Regions from separate parts of the Homo sapiens genome. Here regions 1 and 3 are each linked to region 2. Evidence: chromatin loops called from intact Hi-C (ENCODE). Cell type or tissue: dorsolateral prefrontal cortex. All regions are shown on one strand.

Evidence for each region. A loop is a pair of places that touch in the nucleus more often than their neighbours do. Peaks named below come from ENCODE experiments on the same cell type or tissue, not always from the same donor. Only the 100,000 strongest peaks of a DNase experiment are listed, where the experiment ranks them.
Region 1: it touches region 2 in a loop (2.1-fold over the local background); 26 of 110 quality-filtered maps call a loop at or near these places.
Region 3: a loop joins it to region 2, with 2.2 times the contacts of the local background. A loop is called at or near these places in 35 of 110 quality-filtered maps.

Annotation. Positions count from the first base shown.
Region 1 is chr19:7,969,525-7,972,024 of GRCh38, reverse strand. All of the region lies in intron 4 of ELAVL1 (ELAV like RNA binding protein 1), which reads left to right. Among named protein-coding and RNA genes, the nearest start is that of TIMM44, 27 kb to the right of the region's middle. RefSeq lists enhancers at 680-729, 780-889, 2,111-2,500. In dorsolateral prefrontal cortex, CTCF peaks have their summits at 865 and 1,070 (motif pointing left); a DNase peak (open chromatin) is centred at 1,076; H3K27ac peaks cover 1,058 bases.
Region 2 is chr19:8,252,176-8,254,675 of GRCh38, reverse strand. It overlaps CERS4 (ceramide synthase 4), which reads right to left. Exons shown (of 12, transcript NM_024552.3): 4 at 60-177. Among named protein-coding and RNA genes, the nearest start is that of CERS4, 44 kb to the right of the region's middle. In dorsolateral prefrontal cortex, CTCF peaks have their summits at 1,300 and 1,501 (motif pointing right); a DNase peak (open chromatin) is centred at 1,495; H3K27ac peaks cover 811 bases.
Region 3 is chr19:8,001,259-8,003,758 of GRCh38, reverse strand. All of the region lies in intron 1 of ELAVL1 (ELAV like RNA binding protein 1), which reads left to right. Among named protein-coding and RNA genes, the nearest start is that of ELAVL1, 3.1 kb to the left of the region's middle. RefSeq lists enhancers at 817-1,427, 1,428-2,039 and a silencer at 1,795-1,844. In dorsolateral prefrontal cortex, CTCF peaks have their summits at 996 and 1,195 (motif pointing right); a DNase peak (open chromatin) is centred at 1,188; H3K4me3 peaks cover 1,079 bases; H3K27ac peaks cover 1,027 bases.

The DNA.
Region 1 (2,500 bases), 280 kb after region 2:
TGCTCTGAGGTGACCTCTTTTTGAGAGAACAGCAGCACTCCCCCAGCAGCCCAGAGCCTCGCCTTTCATGTGCACACAGGTGGGGCCTTCCTGGCCTGCAGGCTAGAGGGGCATGCACATTGTCCTGCGTCCCCTGAGCTGCGTGCTTTGGGGTGGGCGGCCTTATCAGTCTCTCTTCCTCCTCCTTTCCGGCTGTAGGAACCCCACCTGGCATGCACTGGCCCTGCCGCTGCCGGCCTTCGTTCCCGCTGGGGCCCGAGGAGGGGAAGGGCCCCTTTGCACTTCATGGGGGCCCTGGGAGCTTCCTGTAGCCTAGCACAGACTCGCGCCCTGGCACCGGGCAGTGCCGAAGGACAGGGCTCACTCGCACGGCCGCCGCCATTCTGCCTTTGCTCTGGGGAGAGGGTCGGGGGATGCCAGTTACTCGGTGTAAACTCCCCTGGTCTGCACCAGAAGAGTCTCCTGTGGTCCCTGAAGTCCTCTCACTTAAGTGCCAGCTGAGCGAATGATCCTGTCAGTGGGCCAGTGTGTGGGTTTATTGCCCCCCATTCTGCACTGGGGCATCTGAGCTGGCTGTGCAGGGCCCAGGGCCGGGGGAACCAACCTCACTGGCCCACAGTCCACTCCCCTCCTCCTCTAGACCCCACATGCACTGCTCTGCCTCGGCCTGTCTGTGTCCAGTATGGCCCTGATGAGGGAAGCCTGTGCTCCACTTGGAGCCCCCAATGCCTGAGAACATGCCTCCAGCCACCCAACTCTCTTGGGGCCTTCCCTAGTCTCTCAGGCACACACGGGCCACAGGCAGGGGGAACTCACCTCTGCACACAGCTGCTGGGGGCATTGCTTCCTTTCCCTCTGCAAGATAGTGTCTCCCAGGGTGTTGGGGGCACCTTAGTATTGCGCCCCCAGGGTCGGCTGTGAACCTCAAGGTGGCCTAAGGAACCTTTGTCATCTTTGCAGAGCAGTGAGGGAGGCAGAGAGAAGGGAGCCAGGAGGGTCTCCCGGCTCTGCTTCCCACCCCAGGATGCAGAATTGGTGGGAAGGTGAGGCTCCCATCCCAGGGCTGTAGCTCCCTCTGCTGGAGACAGAGTGTGTGTGGCAGGCCAGCCTGTGTGGAGTTTGCCTTCCTGTGACGGGCTTTTTAGTGTTAAATAGATGAGGATGGCCGGGCGCGGTGGCTCACGCCTGTAATCCTAATACTTTGGGAGGCCAAGGTGGGAGGATTGCTTGAGCCCAGGAGTTCAGAACAGCCTGGCCAACATAGCGAGACCCCCAACTCTTTTTTTAAAAAAAGAGAAAAAAAATCCCACCCTGAGCTGACAGAGCTTAATTTTTTGTATTCCTTCGCTTCTATATCCACCTTAATTGTGAACTTTATAGTGTATTCATCTGGAGATTATGCCGTTTCTTGGACTCTGCTGTTAAATTCTAAAAAACACAAGGGGGCCGGGGGCCGTGGCTCACGCCTGTAATCCCAGCATTTTGGGAGGCCAAGGTGGGTGGATCACCTGAGGTCAGCAGTTCGAGACCTGCCTGGCCAACATGGCAAACCCCATCTGTACTAAAAATAGGCCGGGCACGGTGGCTTATGCCTGTAATCCCAGCACTTTGGGAGGCCAAGGTGGGCGGATCACGAGGTCGAGAGGTCGAGACCATCCTGGCCAACATGGTGAAACCCCGTCTCCACTAAAAATACAAAAACTTAGCCAGGCATGGTGGCAGGCACCTGTAATCCCAGCTACTGGGGAGGCTGAGGCAGGAGTATCGTTTGAACCTGGGAGGCGGAGGTTGCAGTGAGCCGAGATTGCACCATTGCACTCCAGCCTGGGCAAAAAGAGCGAAACTCCATCTCTAAATAAATAAATAAAGTAAAATAAAATAAAAATTAGCCAGGCATGGTGGCAGGCGCCTGGAGTCCCACCTACTCGGGAGGCTGAAGCAGGAGAATCACTTGAACCGGGGAGGTGGAGGTTGCAGTGAGCTGAGATCGTGCCATTGTACTCCAGCCTGGGCGACAGAGCGAGACTCCATCTTAAAAAAAAAATTAAAAATAAAAAACACTAGGGGAAGAAAAAAACAAAAAATGCAGAGCCATCTTCAGAAAGTATACATCCATTAAATAATTGAGTGAATTGATATCCCCCTCTGCTAAACAGCATCCCTCCTGCCCCCCTTACTAGAGCTTTCTTCCTTTCACTCAGGCAGTTTGCATTTGAAAGCCACTCTACAACCCCAGACGAGGAAGCCACACTTGCACACGTGCCTTCTCTCCGCTGGGCCGCAGGGTCTTTAGAAACAGAATGAAGCCATCTGCTTGGAGCCAGCTTCCCTACGAGCCGGCCAGCGTCAGCTCTCAGTCGTATTTGCCTAAAGTTCGATTTTCATTTAGGTTTCCAAGACTGACTAAGCTGTCATTCGTGTCGTGAGAGACTCAAAGAAAACAGCATCTGTCAGGGTTGTGTTTTCAGGTGTTCCTTCTGAGCAGCAGCTCAGAAATGAG
Region 2 (2,500 bases):
ATCCCCACGCCCCACCCCCAGGGCAGTAGTGCGGGTCGGAGGGCATGGGGGGCTCTCACCTCCTTGGGCCTGTGCCCTTCCGTGAGGAAGTGTTTCTCCAGCGTGGCGTTGGGCTTCACTTGCCTCCTGGTCTGATCCCTCACACCCAGCCACCGGCTCAGGGGCAGGCCAATGAATCTGGGTGCAAAGGAGACAGAGCCTATCAGCCCAGGTGAAGAGATGGGACTGCCTGTGTGTGGGGGCAGACATGCTGCCGGTGGGATAACCAAGTCTCGGAGGGGCAAAGTTACAGGCTCAGAGAGCACAGCTGGCACATGGCAGGGTGTGTAAGACTTTTTTTTTTTTTTTTTTTTGAGACAGAGTATTGCACTGTCACCCAGGCTGGAGTGCAGTGGCGCGATCTTGGCTCACTGCAAGCTCCGCCTCCCGGGTTCACGCCATTCTCCTGCCTCAGCCTCCCGAGTAGCTGGGACTGCAGGCGCCCGCCACTACGCCCGGCTAATTTTTTGTATTTTTTAGTAGAGACGGGGTTTCACTGTGTTAGCCAGGATGGTCTCGATCTCCTGACCTCGTGATCTGCCCACCTCGGCCTCCCAGAGGGCTGGGATTACCAGCGGTGAGCCACCGCGCCCGGCCTAAGACTTGGTCTTTCTTTTCCATCTGATCAGAGGGTTTGGAGGCCCAGAGTCAGAAAGGCTCGTGGGGCAGGACTCGATTTTCCACTTATTCCTGGCCTCATCCCCTGGGGCCCTGGAGGGGTGGCCTGGCTGCTGCGTTAGACCAAACATAAGAAAGGCAGCTGACTCATGCCTGTTATCCCAGAACTTTGGGGCTGAGGTGGGCGGATCACGTGAGGTCAGAAGTTCGAGACCAGCCTGACCAATATGGTGAAACACTGTCTCTACTGAAAATACAAAATCATCTGGGTGTGGTGGCGTGCACCTGTAATCCCAGCTACTCGGGAGGTTGAGGCAGGTGAATTGCTTGAACCTGGAGGTGGAGGTTGCAGTGAGCCAGGATTGCATCTACTGAAAATACAAAAAATTAGCCGGGCGAGGTGGCGGGCCCCTGTAGCCCCAGCTATTTGGGAGGCTGAGCTGAGGCAGGAGAATGGTGTGAACCCAGGAGGCGGAGCTGGCAGTGAGTCGAGATCGCACCACTGCACTCAAGCCTGGGTGACAGAGCAACAAGACTCTGTCTCCCCAAAAAAAAAAAAAAAAAAAAAAGGCAGCTGGACCTTTGTCTGTAGGGTGAGGGTGTGCAGACCAACTCTTGGGGTACCCAGGTACCTTTGCCCAATCCCAAACCAGGGACAAGAGTCTCTTCACTGCCTGTCTCACTGTGGCCTGGGTCCTGGTCTGACCCCCCGCCAGTCTAGGGGCTCCCCATGGGCAGGGGCTGGGGCTGTTCCCGCTCCAAGCCCCTCCTCCCAGCATCCCCCATTCCGGGGTAGAGGCTTGGAGATCAGGGACCCTGGTCAATGGCCACGTTGCCCACAAGAGGGCGCGCCAACACCACAGGTGGGGACCGAATTTTATATCCACCATCCCTCCTAACATCCTGCCTCATTTGGTGAAAGGCTCAGAGCAGCCTAGCAAGGAACTCATTGCAGAATAAATCATGATGCGGAGAGAATGAGCGCTTATTATCTGCTAAGCATGGGGCCAAGTCCATGTGATACATTGGCTCGTCTAACCCTAACTCAGTTCCTATTGTCCTAATGGGTAAACTGAGGCTCAGAGACATGCCCAAGGTGACACTGTGAGCAGGTGAAAGACCTGAAATTTGAACTCAGGATTCTGGTTTTTGTTCCTGCCTCCTGCCTCTTAAAGTCTCATTTTGGAGGTGGAGGGCGGGAGGATTGCTTGAACTCAGGAGTTCAAGACCAACCTGGGCAACATGGTGAGACCTTGTCTCTACTAAAAATACAAAATTTAGCTGGGTTGTGGTGTCACTTGCCTGTAATCCCAGCACTTTGGGAGGCCAAGGTGGGTGGATCACCTGACGTCAGGAGTTTGAGACTAGTCTGGCCAACATGGCAAAACCCCGTTTCTATTAAAAATACAAAAATTAGTCAGGTGTGGTGGCACATGCCTGTAATCCCAGTTACTTGTGAGGCTGAGATAGGAGAGTCGCTTGAACCTGGGAGGCAGAGGTTGTAGTGAACTGAGATTGTGCCACTGTACTCCAGCCAAGGTGAAAGAGCAAGACTCTGTCTCAAAAAAAAAAAAAAGTTAGCCAGCCATGGTGGCATGCCTACAGTCCCAGCTACTGGTGGGGATGAGGCTTTTGTTCTTTTTTTTTTTAGATGGAGTTTTGCTCTTGTTGCCCAGGCTGGAGTGCACTGGCATGATCTCAGCTCACTGCAACCTCTGTCTCCTGGGTTCAAGCAATTCTCCTGCCTCAACCTCCTGAGTAGCTGGGACTACAGGCATGTGCCACCACACCCAACTAATTTTTTGTACTTTTAGTAGAGACAGGGTTTCACCACGTTTGTCGG
Region 3 (2,500 bases), 250 kb after region 2:
ACAGAGTTTCAGTCTGGATGTGTTGAGTCTGAGATCATGGTGCTATTTCTTTTTTTTTTTTTTTTTTGAGACGGAGTCTCACTCTGCCGCCCAGGCTGGAGTGCAGTGGTGCGATCTCGGCTCACTGCAAGCTCCGCCTCCCGGGTTCACGCCATTCTTCTGCCTCAGCCTCCCGAGTAGCTGGGACTACAGGCGCCGGCTACCACGCCCGACTAATTTTTTGTACTTTTAGTAGAGACGGGGTTTCACCGTGTTAGCCAGGATGGTCTCGATCTCCTGACCTTGTGATCCGCCCGCCTCGGCCTCCCAAAGTGCTGGGATTACAGGCGTGAGCCACCGCGCCCGGACCATGGTGCTATTTCTTTTTTTTTTTTTTTCTTTTTCTTTTTTTTTTTTTTTTTTTGAGACAGTTTCACCCTTGTTGCCCAGGCTGGAGTGCAGTTGTGCCATCTCAGCTCACTGCAACCTCAGCCTCCCAAGTAGCTGGGATTACAGGCAGCCGCCACCACGTCCAGCTAATTTTTTGCATTTTTAGTAGAGGTGGGATTTCGCCTTGTTGAGCAGGCTGGTCTCGAACTCCTGACCTCAGGTGATCCACCCGCCTTGGCCTCCTAAAGTCCTGGGATTACAGGTGTGAGCCACCGCGCCCAGCCCATGGTGCTATTTCAAGTAAAAGAAATGAGAGAATTATGAAAAAACTTTATGAAAATTTCTTGCCTCTCTCACTCTCCGCTTCCCATCTCTTCCCTCTTTCCACACTCCAGCAGGAGTTCTGTTCTGTAAATGCACATCTAATTGTATCCCTTCTGATTTAAAATCTTTGTGCAGAAAAAAGACACGTTTTCTTGACCTCTCTGGTGGCTTAAAAGATAAAGCTAGAAGCCCTTAGTTTGGAGTGCCAGTTCCTTCACACCCTAACCCTCCCCGCCCCTGCACGTAGACCCCAAACTCTAACCCTCCCTGCCTGTTGCAGCCTCCACCTGGAGACAGATCTCTTCCACCTGGAGATCCTTTGCTTATGCTCCATGGCTCAGCCCAGAGCTCACTGGCCGTTTGAAGCCTCGTCTGACTGCCACTCTTCCTCCACCCGCACCGGAATCAACTGTTCCCTCCTTAGTGTTCCCATCCCATTCAGTTTATTGAATCGAATTCAAGGCTGAATGGCGAGAGAAGCGCAGCGCCCGGCTGGCGCCCCTAGGTGGCAGTAGCGAGGCGGTGCGGCCGACCCGAGCTGTGGGTCAGGGGAAGACCAACGGAAGCCAGCCTGTGGGAGGGAAGTGAGGCTCGCTCCCTCCTCTGAACGACTCTCCCTGCTCCGCTGCTGTGTCCTGGGCCCCCGCTAGGCTCTGGAGAGTGTGCATGATGTGTGTAGGTCATCTCAGCCCACTCTGATGAGTGCTGTGAGAATTATGCCCTGGCTGATGTGGAAGCCCAGAAAAGGGACCTGGGTGGGCACAGGAGAGCCCAGAATGCTTCCTGGAGGAGAGGAGGCAGTAGCGGTGGGGAGGAGCTAACCAGGCAAAGACAATAGGGTGGGGCTTTTTAGGATACAGCCAAGCCCGGAGGTGGGAACATCGCAGTGTTCAGAGAACATCGTGTGTTCAAAGAACCACGTGGGTTCTTTAGGGACAAGAAGGCTGAGATGGGTAGTGGTGGCAGGAGTGCTCAGGTGTCCACTGGGCAGAGGGCTTGGCTGTTACCCTGCAGGTAGGCCAGGGGTGGCTACTGAGCAGTTTTAGTTCACTGCTCACCCTGGTGGAGAGGCTGGGGGGAGACAAGGAGAAACCAGTCACAGGCTGTTGCAGTACTGAGGTGGCCCCGTAATGGCTGAACCGCTTGAGGGTCAGGACTGGGACTGCTTCTATATTTTGTATGCCTGATGCTTTGCTCTGTGCCTGGCACGTGGTTGATATTTTGTCTGTGCCAGGGAAAGGAAAGATTGGCAGACTACTCAGAAGCGACTGGATCCAGGTACCTGTCAAACAGACATCTGTGGCTGGGTGTAGTGGCTCACACCTGTAACCCCAACAGCTTGGGAGGCCAAGGTGGAAGATTGCTCAAGGCCAGGAGTTCAAGACCAGCCTGGGCAACATAGCGAGATCCCATCTCTAAAAAAAAAAAAAATTTTTTTTAAGAGTGAGACGTTTATGTCAGGGGAAGGAATCACAGGAGAGGGAACAATCCTGAACAGCTCGATGGCCAGACTCATGTCACCATGAACAGAAACAGGCAGACTCAAGGAAGGGGAGTGACTAGGAGGAAGAAGATGAAGCTGGGTTTAGAGACACTGAGTTTGCAATCCCACTTAGGAGTCGGTCTAGCAGGAGGTGACAGGAATCTGAATAGGGATGGTGGCAGAGAGGTGGCAGGACGGTGAGAGATCTCACATGTCAAACTGGCAGGACATGGTGCTTGATTAGGTCCAAGGGCTAGAGAGAGGTGGCTTGGGGGACAGGTGGGGCTATGCCACCAAATGAAGTAATTCAGGGGGCGGAGGCGG